Linked DNA regions of Mus musculus: region 2 is linked to region 1. A link is a contact called in ENCODE Hi-C data. All regions are on one chromosome and are shown on one strand. Each heading gives the region's core, a stretch centred on a gene start or an enhancer-like site at or near the end of the contact. The rest is flanking DNA. Distances are from core to core; before and after follow the strand shown. Region 1 holds the start of Vrk2 (vaccinia related kinase 2). Region 2 has its middle 360 kb from the start of Gm25387.

What was found. Hi-C counts contacts between places; a loop is a spot of excess contacts on that map.
Region 2: a loop to region 1 is called in a map of left cerebral cortex, with 3 times the contacts of the local background. The contact joins the enhancer-like site here to the promoter of Vrk2 in region 1. A Hi-C loop is called at or near these places in 3 of 37 maps with a recorded cell type or tissue (T-helper 2 cell and left cerebral cortex).

What each region holds. Positions count from the first base shown.
Region 1 is chr11:26,588,917-26,596,520 of GRCm38, reverse strand. It overlaps Vrk2 (vaccinia related kinase 2), which reads left to right and starts at 2,601. Exons shown (of 13, transcript NM_027260.3): 1 at 2,601-2,931; 2 at 4,794-4,934. The coding sequence starts at 4,799.
Region 2 is chr11:26,958,353-26,965,956 of GRCm38, reverse strand. No RefSeq gene overlaps it. Among named protein-coding and RNA genes, the nearest start is that of Gm25387, 360 kb to the left of the region's middle. Within about 2 kb of position 4,221, at least 2 of the 3 ENCODE cell types and tissues checked have a DNase peak (open chromatin) inside an H3K27ac peak, as active enhancers do; they include left cerebral cortex, where a contact is called at or near this core.

The DNA.
Region 1 (7,604 bases), core at 1,352-3,851:
CAATAAGATATTTTGTATTAGTTTGAATGAGAAATGTCCCAGACAGTCTCAGGCATTTGTACACTTGGCCTCCAACTGCTGGCACTGTCTGGGGAGGTTTGGTTTGCACCACCTGCCTGGTATAGTATGTCACTGGAGATTAAAAGGCATTCTGCCATCTTCAGTTGGCTCTTTTTCTTTTCTGTTTGTGGTTCAAGATGTGAGCTCTCAGCTTGCTGTTCCTGCTGCCATAGCTGCTGCCATCTTGTTGTTCTACCACCATAGACTCTTATTCCCCTGGAACCATAAACCAAAAATATACTCTCTCTTCCTTAGGTTGGCGTGGACATTTTTTTTATCACAGCAAGAGAAATGTACTAATGTATTCATATTCACATATGATAAAATCCCTTGTAATTTATCTTTATTACTGACCTATTATTAGTTATGGTTAACACCTGACTATGTCTAATTTATAAGTAAAATTCTTTACAGATAAAATAAAAGTTATTTTGCCTCAAGGATGACCTTACCTTAAAAAAGAAACGTATTACAGAATATGTAAGGTTTGGTTCTATCTAGAGTTTCAGATATTCCCTGGGAATCTTAGAATATGTTTCCTATGGACAAGATGGGATATGCTAAGTCAGAGCCTGACAAATTGTCTGGATAAGCAGTAGAATGAAACTCCATTTCCTCTGCATCCTTTCCAACACTGGATATCTTTCTAGTTCTCTCTCTCTCTCTCTCTCTCTCTCTCTCTCTCTCTGTGTGTGTGTGTGTGTGTGTGTGTGTGTGTGTATTTGAGACAGGATCTCTCACTGAACCTGAGTATCATCTCTAAATCAAGGGTGGTAGGTCAATGAGCTTCAGTGACTCACTTGTCTCTGTTCCTGTCATATCCACCTTACTCTCTGTACACAGTAACTTCCTATGTAGGAAAGATGACCATAACCTTCAGCTCTTTCCTTGTGTTCCACCTCAAAAGTTTTTGGGTCATAGGCCTGTGCTATGGAGCTGTTTTATATGCTGGGGATTTTTTAAAAATTTTTTATTAGGTATTTTCCTCATTTACATTTCCAATGCTATCCCAAAAGTCCCCCATACCCACCCCCCACTCCCCTACCCACCCACTCCCCCTTTTTGGCCCTGGCATTCCCCTGTACTGGGGCATATAAAGTTTGCAAGTCCAATGGGCCTCTCTTTCCAGTGATGGCCAACTAGGCCATCTTTTGATACATATGCAGCTAGAGACAAGAGCTCCGGGGTACTGGTTAGTTCATAATGTTGTTCCACCTATAGGGTTGCAGTTCCCTTTAGCTCCTTGGGTGCTTTCTCTAGCTCCTCCATTGGGGACCCTGGGATCCATTCAATAGCTGACTGTGATGCTGGGGATTTTATTGAGGGCTTCCTACAGGTCAGAGGGACACTACCGATAAAGCTACACCCCTGTCTACAAAATTCATTTTAAAAATGTTTTTATACCCAAATCATGCCGTTCTTTTAAGAAATAGTCTCATGCTGTTTACCATTTTTGGAGTTTGGTAAAATCCTATTTCCTTATTACACCAAATTTAGCAAATAGAATTAATACCATCAGGCAAGAATAAAGCTACTACCATGATATTTGAGTCACTCTTGAATCAAGCTTTATTAAATACTGGCCAGGAATGATGGACACAGGCCAAGTCTACACCAGGAATTCCAGAGTATGGCACCATATTGCATTTGTCAGGGGCTTATGAAGGCAAATCCCACAAGGGTATGCACTTTCTGCCTTTGTGGAATCAAGGGCAAACATTCTTCCTGCCCATTTACTTCCCACCTACATGTGACTAAGCAGATCTTGTGCAGTTTGGGCAAGCTTGTTATCTTTCTTGAACAACAGCCTCCAGCATTCCTAGAAGTTACCTTGAGCAAGTGGGACTTACAAATTAGAGATTTGTTTGTTTGTTTGTTTGTTTGTTTTATAGGTCTCTCTCTCCTTTTTTTTTTTTTTTTTTTTTTTTTTTTTTTCGAGACAGGGTTTCTCTGTGTAGCCTGGCTGTCCTGGAACTCAGGCTGGCCTCGAACTCAGAAATCCACCTGCCTCTGCCTCCCAAGTGCTGGGATTAAAGGCTTGTGCCACCACTGACAGGCTGTTTTATAGGTCTCTTAAAGTATAGTAACTAAAACTTAAAACATAACTTTAGCCTTCGCAGAGAAAATGGCTGTTTTTCTTTCAGTATTTGCATCTGGACAATTATTGAGTGTTTTTAGGTAAGAAACTAAAGTGCTGTTTGAACAGTCTTTTTTATAAAGATTTGTTTGTTTGCTCTAAAATGTAAGTTGTGTATCCTTAAAGAATTTCTATATACTTAACATATTTCTCTCAGCTGTCATAGTAACCTTAAAACTCAATAACTTATGTTTTCCATTTTACAGATGGGAACGTAGAAATGTAGTAACTTTCGTTTTAAACATTATCCAAGTATTAAATGACAGAACTAGGCCTAGGGCAGTCACTTGCAAGTGACACACCCAGATAGATACAGGCCCTCCCAGTTACAAGGCTGTCTGGGTATGCCTAGAGGCTGGGCGAGCTGTTGGTAAGGATCTGAGCAATTTGAAAGGGGTTGGTACTCAGAACTGGTACAGGAAGGGTTCAGTTCTTCTGTAAGCGCTGGCCCAGTTTACTACCCCCAGGTTAATCTGCAGGCTCTTCAGACAGGCCTTGGCAGGGTCCGGTGCTTGGAAACTCTAACCCTCTCTCTCGGTACCGCCCCTCCACCGCTGCAGCCTCTGCCACTGGGCGGCCTCTGCCACTGGGCGGCCTCCGCCAGACTCTGGGGCTCCCAGGGCTGGCTGCCGGGAGGCGGCCCACAGGCTCGCCCGGCCCCTGGGAGGAGCCCGGAGAGGCCCACCTGGCTGCGAGGCCTTAGGAGACCAGCGCTGTGGGGACTCCGGCGGCAGGTCAGTCTTCCCTCCACCCCGGCTCCGACGCTCAGTGCCCGGCGGGCGGCCGCGGCGTTGTCCCGGCCCGCTGCAGGCCCAGCTTCAGCCCCCGCACCCGGTACCGACTCATCCCGGAAACCGGCCGGCGCTTCTGCACAGCTCCGGACTGCCATCCCCGGGACGGGGTCGCCGCTCAAGGCCGGGAGGGAGCGTTTGAACCGGGCGAGCGTCACCCCGGAAGCACCGAGTCCCCAAACTTTTAGCTGCCCCGCTTAGAAGTTGTTCTAGGAAGACTTGCCAACTTTAGCCAGCAACTTTGGCGCGTGTGTCCAACATACCGCCCTGTTGAGGGAACCCGGTGAATCACAACCTCCTTCAATTCGGTGGCCCAGTTGTTCCTGGTTTAGATTTCCCGCTCTCCTCCGGGCTCTGTTCAGCCCACTGGAGTGGAGTTTCAGCCGCCTCGGAGGCACTGGGTTCAGTAAGCGAAGGAGGGAAAACTACTTAAGCATAGATGGGTAGCTTAAGAGAAACGTTTTGTACCCTGTCAGTATTTTTGAATAATTTTCACGAAAGCATTTGTCCTGGTTAGATTTTGCTGTTGTTATCAACTTGTCTCCATGCAGGGCCATCTGGGAAGAGGGACAAATGTTGAATGTTGAGATTAATGTGAGGCTGTTAGTGGCTGGGGAAGGGTACAGCTTTAAATTCAAAGGTCGCATCTGACCTTTGGTAGTGTCTTACCACCACCAAGCAAAACACCTGCGAATGACTTCCACGAGCAAGGATTTCCATGACAAGCTAACCTGTCCTATCAGGACACTGACTAGTTCAGGCTCTCTGGTTTTCTGACCCTCCCTCTTACCCACTCCCATCAATGTGAGAACAGCTTTGCCTTAGAGATTACAGCTCTACAGATAACAGGAATCCCACATTCCAGAAGAAGGCCACAGAAATTTAATTCAAGTGGCAAAATACCTCCATTAGATTTACTCAGGGGCAGATGCGGATCTGTTGGAGTGATAGATGGGGGAGGGCCCAGGCCAGCAGTGCCACCCTTGGGCCTGGTTTGTTTAAGAAAGCCAAGCTGGTTGATCCAGTTCGGAGCAGGACAAGCTATTGAGCAGGGGGGTCTGCCATGGTGGCTTCAGTACCTGCCTGCAATTGCTGCTTTGAGTTCCTGCCCTGACTCCCCTTTCAGGTGGATTGTAAACTATATGAAGTAATTCCAAAGTTGCTTTACCATGGTTTTGTTTATTTGTTTTTGTTTTTGTTTTAGTCTAGAAATACTAAGAAGACCATGGTTACTTTCACATCTAATTTCAAGCATTTTTTCTAATATTTATTAATTATATATTAATCGCGTTACTCATTTGCTAATTTCTATACAATGATAATTAATTACATTCTATAGTGTTGCTAAATATTAATAAACTCCTACATGAAATTTTGAAGTATTGATTTAAATGAAACACAGTAGATATTTTTAATTTTTAAGAAATTTATTTTTAATTTTTAATTTTGTGTGTGTGTATACAGGTGCCAGTTGAAGAGGTCAAATATATCAGGCCCCAGAGCTCGAGTTACAGAGAGTTATAAGCTGCCATGTGGGCACTGGGAACTGAACCCAGATCATCCTCTACAAGAGTATTGCATATATTATGTATATATTATTACATATATATATACATACATACATACATACACATGTCAGTATCTCTTAGGTTTCAAAGTATCTGAATTTCTAACTTGAATGTTGTGGATGGCTTATCCAGTTGGAATTGACTTCAGGATCCTAATCTTAATTCTGGGAAAGACATTAGGAGAAATGAGTTTCAATGCTAGAGTTTTAACTATTTATCTCATCCATCTGCCAATAGATGTGATGGCACCAAGAAGAAAAGAGAAATATAAGCTTCCGGTTCCACTCCCAGAAGGCAAAATTCTGGATGATATGGAAGGAAACCGGTGGGCACTGGGCAAGATGATCGGCTCTGGAGGGTTTGGACTGATATACTTAGGTAAAGTATGACTAAATTGCCAAGTCTAATTACGTCTGTGATCTTTGTAACTATGGTAACAATGGTATTTTAAGAGCTAACTGAAATAACAGAATTCATAGATTCTTTTTTTAAAAAAGTAATTTGAAGATAGTTAATGTTTAGTACATTAACTAAACATTAGGTTCAAACCATAACTGACATAACATGTTCCCTGTTTGTCTTCTTTTTCCCCCAGTAAGTTTTAGAAGTCTTTTCAGAGCATAATTGCACAATCTGCCAGACAGAATTCAAATTTTCTTTTTGAGAACTTGTTTTCCTGAAACCACTTATTTTTATATGTTATAAACAACAGCTGTATAAATATAAATATTTTGTGATCCTTTTTAAAAAATATTTGCTATATTATATGTATGATATCTGTCGGACATGTCACAGGGCAGCTGTGGTGGTCAGGGGACAATCCTCCCACCTTTATGTGGTTTCTAGGATGCCAACTCAGGTAGGTGGGCATACTTCTGGAGAAAGCACCTTTACCTGCTGTGCTGTAGCTCTGTTCTCTACGTTTTGACTCCTAATAATTATTATCTAGGCAACGCTAGGGTTCTACCTAGACTTAAGGTTAATGACTGAAAGCATCTTTTATGTGGTGTGAACAAACTTCTCTCGTGTGACTGCAGTTTACTGGCTATGCTCTCCCTGGGAAAATGACAAAGTGGATATTCAGATTACCCTCTGTGCTTTATGATAGGTAGGGGACCTTGCGTGGGTGTACGTCTACACTACATCTAAATATTTAGAAATTATGCTGAATTTAAAGAGACCATTTAGGAATATCTTAGTGCTGTGGTGGGATGGCGAAAATGACTACGTTTGATGAATAAAATATTGGTGATTAGAAAAGAATCAACTGGGTTTGGAGTATATACTTCATGAAAGATCTTGGATAACATGATTCAGGTATAAGTTGGAGATTAAGAGTCACCTTTATATACACCTTTTATAAGGCTGTGTGTGCACATACACACTACTTATTTGGCTCTGGTTGTAAAAGATGACTCTCCATGTGTTAGAGTGATGGACATCTCTTTTCAAATGCAGAACATCCTGTTAGTCACATGGCTTTTGATTTTTGTTTTCTGATTGTTATTGCCCCAAATAAAATCTGTTTTACAATGCGTTTTTCAGCATGTTGGTGACATCCCCTCCCACCATCTGAATTTTAGAAACTATCTTGGAAAGGTGTATATGAGCAAGTAGTCTTCATTGGGTAAGAACTCTCAGAAACACTTCTTTTCAGAGATGAGTTAGTTTTCACTGATTATTTTGGCCAATAAGCAGTTCCTTGAGAAGTCCCCTGGTTCTGGCATTTTATCATAGTTCTTTTCACTTCCTGAATATATATCACAAAGCACTTAAATTCAAGTTGGTTTTTTTTTTTGTTTTTTTGTTTTTTTTTTTTTTTTTATTTTAAATAACCATGTCCAGTGATTCTTTTCAGACATTCTTCCCAGACACACTGCTTTGGCAGACACTTTATCAGCTTTTATGGCCTAAGGCTGAGAAGAAACTAGCTGCTCTGGCTGGCTCATTGTGCATGTACAACTGTCTCTAGCTTTGAGATCAATAGCCCGGGCCTGGTGGTAATCAGCAACGTGGAGCAAAGGGGAAGGGGCAGAGGAATCCATGTTTACTTTTGACTTGGAGGGATAATGTGCCTGTAGCATTCATATCAATAGTCCCTCTTAGGGATGAGAATAGTCTGAATACAAGAACAAAGTCTGTGCTCTCTCTTTGTATATGAAAGTGGGAGGGAAGGGGACTGATTAGGGAGTGGGAAAGTTGCTGTCATTTTAGTACCAAATGAGCAAAAAAAGTTTCTAAAACTTCAGGGAAAGAAAACAAAAGGTTTGAATTCCCTTTAATGTTTCATGTATCACGGAAGCCACTCACCCAAGGGAGACATGTATAATAGGAACAAAAAGTTCCAGAGCTGGGGAAATCTGGGTTGAATGCTGACTGGCCACTAAGTCACTGACAGATCAAGAGGCCACCGCTTTACTAATCCTCTGGAATTTTTGTTTCTAGTCTATGTAATTGTAAGAATAATTGCGAGGATTGAATGAGATGTTTTTGAAGAGTTTGGAACCTAGTAAGTACTTGATAAGTAGAACTTATTTAGAATTTTACGTTCTAAATATCTGATGCTATGGTGCATTAGGGAGAGGCCTTCATTAGAGGGGTTTCCTGTCTCTTCTGCTTTGAATTGTGGTGGATTTAACTCCTAGTGTAAAAGTAAGAACATAGAGACTGTTCATAGGTGCCTGTGTGTTTTATTTACCACTCTGTACCTGTTCCCTGTAATGGTTTTTAGAGTGGCACAGGGCATAGTGAACATTCCCATTTAGACTACTACTTATTTGCTTCAAATATGAAAGGGATTGGGATCCAAAAATTAATGAAAATGCAGGAAAGGAAGATGTGGGATAAGTGTCCATTACATTCCTTTAAAATGGTTCGTTGTTGGAGGGCCTGAGGGTGAGACGGTGGGCTGTCACAGAGGAGTCCTTTTAGACACAAAAACCGTGTAAGGTACTCTTATGCCATCCTCTGAAACAGTGGTACAGTTCATCATGTTGTGGTAACACTCAACTATAAAATTAAGTTCTTTGCTATGTCATAACTCTAATT
Region 2 (7,604 bases), core at 2,972-5,471, 370 kb before region 1:
ACTGATTAGAGAAGGTTGTTAACAGACAGGAAAATGTGTGCAAACAGGGGGCACAGGGTGTAAAAGCCTGTGTCAATGTGTTCTGTCAATGTGCACTCACCTTGAGGCTGTGAGTTCTCATCATCTTTCTTGAAACCTGACTCTGTACAGGTGTAGCTACACCGTAGAAATAGATATGTTGTAGAGCATGTATCACTATTGCCCATCTCTGAGTTGTAGTAGAGACATGTGAATTAACCTCCAAGTGCATATAAGGATATAAGCAGTATAAGTCTTGGTGGAATGTTGTCAAGGTGCATTTTCTGAAAAACTATGAGTAGAGGTTTTGTTTCTTGACAGAGCTGGGTATATCATTTGTTGTTTGGCAGGCAGGTTGCTTATTTTTCCCATCAAAAAAATTAAAATGTACATAGGTACTTCTATTAAAACATACCCGCCACAAAACCATTTCCTAGTTTGAACAACTATTTCACGTGGGTATCTCCCAGATAGGCTAGATTTTCCTATATCAGTTTCGGTTAACCAATAAATCTGTCAACACATTAAGTATTGCAGATTTGGGAAACGGCTTTCATATTTGTATTCCTTTCCTGGGGTAATTCTCTTACAGTGAATTTGCATCATAAATAAAAGCTTCAAGTGTCGCTTTTACTTTCTTCCCATTCTTGAGAAAAATGAAAGCCTTAGAGTGAAGGGCATGTTTGGGACCCTGAGTAGGTCACAGTTCCAAGCTGTAATTTCAGCAGACAAATTTGTTTGATTCCTCAAGATAATAAAAGAAGACACTTGGTTCAAAGTTTCAGCTGTCCGTCATGTTGATCTTCAGTGTCTTTGTGGTCTAGCCCAGCATGCTCTAACACTATAATACACAAACATTAACTTTAGAGGGATACTTGTTTCCAAAGCTCCATAGAGTCTTCTGCCCTGAATGTTGGTCTTTCTGTGCATGTTCTCTTTCTGTCTACAAGACCATCTCTACAAATACTTCCCTAAACATCTCCATTGCCAATACTCACCATTTTCTCAATCCTGCCCTTGCAGCCTGTGTGACTCATTATAGCACAGGGTGTCTGATCATTTTGTCAGACAATTCAACTATTTCAGATATCTTTTTCACCTTTGGTTATAAAATCATTTCTAAGTATAACAGCTCATTCAGCATAGGCCTGAGCAATAATTACCTACCATATTTCTGGACTATTATGTGGATGACTGTTTGAGTACCTAGAGTATGCCTAGCTATACGTGTACTCCACTGTGGTTGACCCCCAAATGGGCCACCCAAGAGGATGCCATTTCTTACACAATTTCCTCAACAGTACTTCTCATAAGAAGACTATGGGGGCATTTCTTTGCCACAGCAAAAAGCCAACAGAGTATTCTGATCTTACCACCCACATATCCAAAGCCTCTGTCACTGGCATCATTATACTGTCAGCAGGTCTCTTCACTCATGGACCAATGCTAAGCCTATTTCCTTAGATAACGTATCCCAATAGAGGAAAACAGTTCCAAACTCAGCACTTCTCAACATGAAGGTCAAGCACTGGGTGCTGTGCCCTGAACTCTGGATTTGGAGACCTAGTTCCACCCATAGTCTTGACCCGTCAAAAAGTCTTCAGAACTCATCTGTGGATAACAGCTATGACTATGGGATCCAGTTGACCACTGAAACAGCACTTTAAAGAATCAGGGCTACAGTAGAGCATGTAGAAATGTCTGGTATGAATTATTATTTAATAAGTCAAGGCTATTGTCAAGGTTAATATGTCAAGGTTATAACACAATATTTAATAAATAAATACATCTACATACAGCTACACCTCTTAAGTATTAATTTGGGAAATTCAAAGAATGACTGAGTCCAAGGTGTGGTCTGAGCTCTATTGACTGTTGAAATTTCAGTCTGAAAAGTAATCTAAAGTCCTTCAGTTAGTTTTTGAAAGACAAAACAGCCATCTTGGGGAGGCAGTAAGGGTGTCCTCTCCCTTCCCTCCGGAAGCAGAGGCTCTGAGGCTGCCAGGTAAATGGCACACACACATTGCATAGAGCATATCTCCACAGGCCCCATAGCAACGACTTTCAACTCTTTTCCTCTCCTGATTTGCTCTTTCTCCCTCTATCACTAGCCCTGATCAATGCAGCAGGTCAGCCTGAAAGAATGGACAGCCTCCAAGCCACATACATTTAAACCACTTTAATGCAAATATTGATCTTAGGAAAAAGGACACAGAATGGGCTCCCACCCCCTACATACACACACTTTTTAGTGAACGTGCCTTTTTCCTAGGGTTCTACTACCCATAATAAAATAAATCCCGTAGAGCAGTATTCTAGCATCTTTTATTCACAGGAATGCAGAAGTCACCCAAGAGATGGGCCAAATTCAATGCCAAGTATGCAAACCTCCTTTGTAGGTACTTTGGTAGACTATTGAGTCATATTCTCTTAATCACGCTTGGAACCCTTCTCATATTTCCTAGGGGAGCTATTCTGGTCCACACAAAGGCACACTATCAGAGTGGGTGTGGTATTTTGAATCACAGGAGTAGTTGTGCAACACCCATGTCCACTATTCGAACATTTATTTCTTGTGTACCCAAGATTATCAAAGCATTGTAGCAGAAAGCCACTGTCCAAGAGGCAGAATTAGCAACAGCGTCCAAGTAGGAGCTGAAGCCCAAAAGGAGAGAGATCAAGGGCAGGAAGGAATTCTAAGGGCCACTTTGAAATTCGAAACTAAAAAGATCTGATATTCTATCTGTAGGCATTTTCAGGCTAGAATAGGGTGGCGGTTGGGAGGGGGAGAAAGGAGAAGAAAAACTGCGTGTACAAAGAAAGCTTGCTTGGCCTGTGGCCAAGAAAAGAGGCATCACAAACTGGGAGGAGTTTGAAGGCAACACAAAAGAACCTAGAGCCAAAGGACAGAGGGGGAGACAACCCAACTTAAAAGCTCTGGGCCAATGCTGGTTGCTTCAAAGCCGTGCTAGCTTCTTATACATGTTTGTCTCCCCCAACACCAAGGGTTTGTCACTGCTGTTGTCATCTCCAGTGACTGGAAAGCAAAATAAAGCTGCACAGGCTCCCCCACCTCTACTGAGATGGCTTCAGACATGGAAATAGCCCAGTACAACCTTCACCACAAAGGAGCGTTCCTCTCTCGCTTCCCTTTGCTCCCTGAGACGCATCTTTATGCAAAGGGGCAGATGTCATCATGACAGGGACCAGGAGATGTGTACATCAGGTGGACAGAATGTTCACTGTGGGCTTATCAGCCTAAAAGCTGCAGATAACTGGAGGTGAAGAGAGAACTGAGTGGTATGCAAAGTGGGAGGCCAGCTAGGCAGAAGGAAGCCTTTGACCTTGGAGAGGCGAGGCGGAGTCGTACCAAAGTGTAGGGTGGGAGTGGGGGAATGGAATGAGGAATTCCGTGCTGTAATATATTCTGGTAAAAATGGGGCTGTCATCTTGAGCTACAAGTTAGAAAGTTATTACTTTTAATATGCCACTACCTTAGGCCTATACTGTTATGTAAAAGAAAAATAACCTTGTGTGACAGTTTAACATTGATCGATGTGCCTGCCAAACGCGAAGAGATAAATAAGCAGGTGATGAATAAACACCACTTCAAGTAAAGACATTACGCCGCATGCATAAAACGGCGCCAGGCACCTAGGAGCTGTGGGTGGCCGAAGGTTGGCCATTTCATGCCCACTCAGTAAAGCAGACTTAATCGCTTCCAATATTTTCTGTTAAAAAGCACGCTTAATGAGCCAATTTCACAAGCCCAGAGAAACTGATTATTATCTCCGAGTTCCAACAGAGTTGGTTGTTTTCCAAGAGCCAGCTCTTTTTTTTCCTTGATGGGATAAAATCCTTTTTTAAAAGAGAGAGAGAAAAGAGAGAGGGGTGCCAGAAGAGAGAGAGAGAGAGAGAGAGAGAGAGAGAGAAGAGAGAGAAGGGGGAGTGAGAGAGGGAGGGAGGGAGAGAGGGAGGGAGGGAGGGAGGGAGAGAGAGAGAGAGAGAGAGAGAGAGAGAGAGAGAGAGAGAGAGAGAGAGAGAGAGAGAGAGAGAGAGAGAGAGAGAGAGAATATGTGAGCCAAGGAGCCAGCCTGAGGGCACAGACTCCTGCTCACCAGGCAAGAATGGCCGCTAGATGGCAGTGTTACCCTGCAATCTGCCCCAGGGCCCAACTAGGTCTGGACAGAAAGCTAGGAGGGTAATTAAAGCTCAAAGCAGCCGCCTGAAGAGTTCACACCCTACCACAGTGCAGGCCCTTTGTCCAGTTTCTTCATGCCCAAGCAGCTAGAAGGCAAGAGACAAAGGGACAGCCCCCAAAGGCCTCCGTCCCTCTAACAAGCAAGGTTTGAGCATTGCCTGCTAGGCTTCCTTTCTTTGGGTGCAAGAGTCCTTTCTCTGGTGACATATTTACACGGAGAGCTTGGCCATCACTGTGTACCTTACAGGATGAAGCAGACGACTACTGGGGGCAAAAATTCCAGAAGACAGAAATCTCACCTTTACCTTTTTTTATTTTTTTCAGGAGAGTGGCCCCTTTTCTTTTCTTTTCTTTTCTTTTCTTTTCTCCTTTTCTTCTCTTTTTCTTTTCCTTTTCCCCTTTTCTCTTCTATGCACTTTGCACACTCCCCCGCCCCCACAACGTTTGTTTTTGTTTGTTTTTGTTTTTGTTTGTTTGCATAGTTTCAGTAAGAGGTCTACAAAAATGGATACGAATAGGGTGGAAAATGGATACGAATAGGGTGGAGGGAAAGAGAAAGACAGTGCCCATGATGGTGAGAACAGGAACATATAACACTTTGTGTTTCTGACTGAGTTCATGAGAAGGCAGCTCACTGAAGGCCTGAGAAGTACTTTTCTTTCTGGTTAGAAGTTGCTCCTGTAATAACAGACTATGACAGAAAAGCATTCGTATTTTCTCGCCTTGTTTTATAAAATGACAGGTGCATAAGGAAACAAACACCCAAAGATGGAGGGAAAGGTGTGTGTTTGCTTGCTTGTGCTTGGTGAGGTCCAGCTCGCCAAGGCTAGCAAGGACCCTTGAGGTCTTTTGCCTGTCCTTTTGTCTCCAGGATGACACCTGCCCAGTGAGGCTCTTGAGTAACTTCTCTGCTTCGGGTGCCTTCTCCAGTCACCTGTGGTAAATACGCTCTGGAGTTGGTCCTTTCTACAGTTCCGTTTCTGTTTTATCCCTAGCATCTCTGCTTTGCTGCTCTACAGAAGCAGACTCCAAGTGGTATTTTCTCTGAAGCTTCTAAATGCTCCTCAGACGTCCTGATTCTTCTCTGTAATGGACCAATCGTTGCTAAGCATTACTTCATTCTTCTCTCATAGGTGTCTAGAAGTAAAAGATAAGAGCCGAGAATTATTTTTGCTCTATTGCTAACTCTCTTCTCCTTTGAATCATCAGAGACAAAATTAACCTCAAAATTCATGAATTTAATACTTCTGTCACACATCTTGAGAACATTCTCTTACAGAAAAAGAACACACATCAATTATTTGGTTAGCTGATAAGAAATGAAAGGCCAAGTTTGGAAAATGTTCAAGTTTTCTATGAATATTCATAAATAATGAACTTGCATCTCAAAATTTTCGCATCACAAAAGTTAAAAGAACATACATAGTAAGTGATATCTGAATGTATCATTTCTGAGAGGGGAGGGTCCCCCAGACGTCCACTGTCTTTTCCCACAACAGTGTGTTAGGCACTGTGAACAGAGCCTGGGTCTACTGTCCTCGAGCACACTGGCTGGTGGCTTCAAAACAGTAATGAGGTCAAGGAGAACGGTCTCCAGAGTTGGTCCCTTGCCTGGACCTAGGAGGTCCTTGATGGCTGCTGGACTTAATTAGTTGAAGAGCCAGGAAAGAATAATCGTGTTGCCTAGGGCTGCCACAAATGGATACTGTACACCAGCTGGCTTGAGAAGACAGAGACTACCTTTTTTTTCACCATTTTGGTAGTTTCAAGTGTGCAGTGTTCAGTTCTGAGGGAAAATGCATTCCTTTCCTGTGTTCAAGCTTCCAGAGGCTGCCAGCCCTGGAAAGTTACCACGTGACATGTCAGGTGGGGTAGATAATTCATAAGATGGTGGCAATAATCACGGTACCTTGTAAATCAAATGCTAATTTGCAAGCCTTAAATACATATAACTTGTAAAATGGATATTTATTAATAAGGGGATGGTTTGCAATTCAATCCAGCTCTGAGGTCACTTGCAGCAAGAATGCTGGAGGATACGGCATCCCAAAAACTTCGGATCATGCCTCCCAGTCAGTAAGAAAGATGAGAGGGTCAATTCGAACTCTTCTACATGCTAGTTGAACCTGCACCATTTGTTGAAAATGCTGTCTTTTTTCCACCAGATGGTTTTAGCTCCTTTGTCAAAGATCAAGTGACCATAGAAGTGTGGGTTCATTTCTGGGTCTCCAATTCTATTCCATTGATCTACCTGTCTGCCACTGTACCAGTACCATGCTGTTTCTTATCACACTTGCTCTGTAGTACAGCTTGAGGTCAGGCATGGTGATTCCACCAGAGGTTCTTTTATTGTTGAGAATAGATTTGCTATCCTAGATTTTTTTTGTTATTCCAGATGAATTTGCAAATTGCTCTTTCTAACTCTGTGAAGAGTTGAGTTGGAATTTTGATGAGGATTGCATTGAATCTCTAGATTGCTTTCAGCAAGATAGCCATTTTTACTATATTAATCCTGCCAATGCATGAGGATTGGACTTCAGAGACTTGAAGTTCTTATCATACAAATCTTTGACTTCCTCAGTTAGAATCACACCAAGGTATTTTATATTATTTGTGACTATTGTGAAGGGTGCTGTTTCCCTAATTTCTTTCTCAGTTTATCCTTTGTGTAGAGGAAGACCACTGATTTGTTTGGGTTAATATTATTTCCAGATACTTCACTGAAGTTTTTTTTTTTAATCAGGTTTAGGAGAATGGAAATTAATCCATTCTTATGTCCTTGTACAAAGTTCAAGTCTAAGTGGATCAAGGAACTCCACATAAAACCAGAGACACTGTAACATACAGAGGAGAAAGTGGGGAAGAGCCTCAAAGATATGAGCACAGGGGAAAACTTCCTGAACAGAACAGCAATGGCTTGTGCTGTAAGATCAAGAATCCACAAATGGGACCTTATAAAATTGCAAAGCTTCTGTAAGGCAAAGGACACTGTCAATAAGACAAAAGGCCACCAACAGATTGGGAAAAGATCTTTACTACTTCTAAATCCGATAGGGGGCTAACATCCAATATATGCAAAGAACTCAAGAAGTTGGACTCCAGAAAACAAAATAACCTTATTAAAAATGGGGTAGAGAGCTAAACAAAGAATTCTCAACTGAGGAATACCGAATGGCTGAATAGCACCTAAAAAAAAGTTCAACATCTTTAATCATCAGGGAAGTACAAATCAAAGCAACCATGAGATTCTACCTCACACCAATCAGAATGGCTAAGATCAAAAACTCAGGTGACAGCAAATGCTGGCAAGGATGTGGAGAAAAAAGAACACTCCTCCATTGCTGGTGGGATTGCAATCTGGTACAACCATTCTAGAATCAGTTTG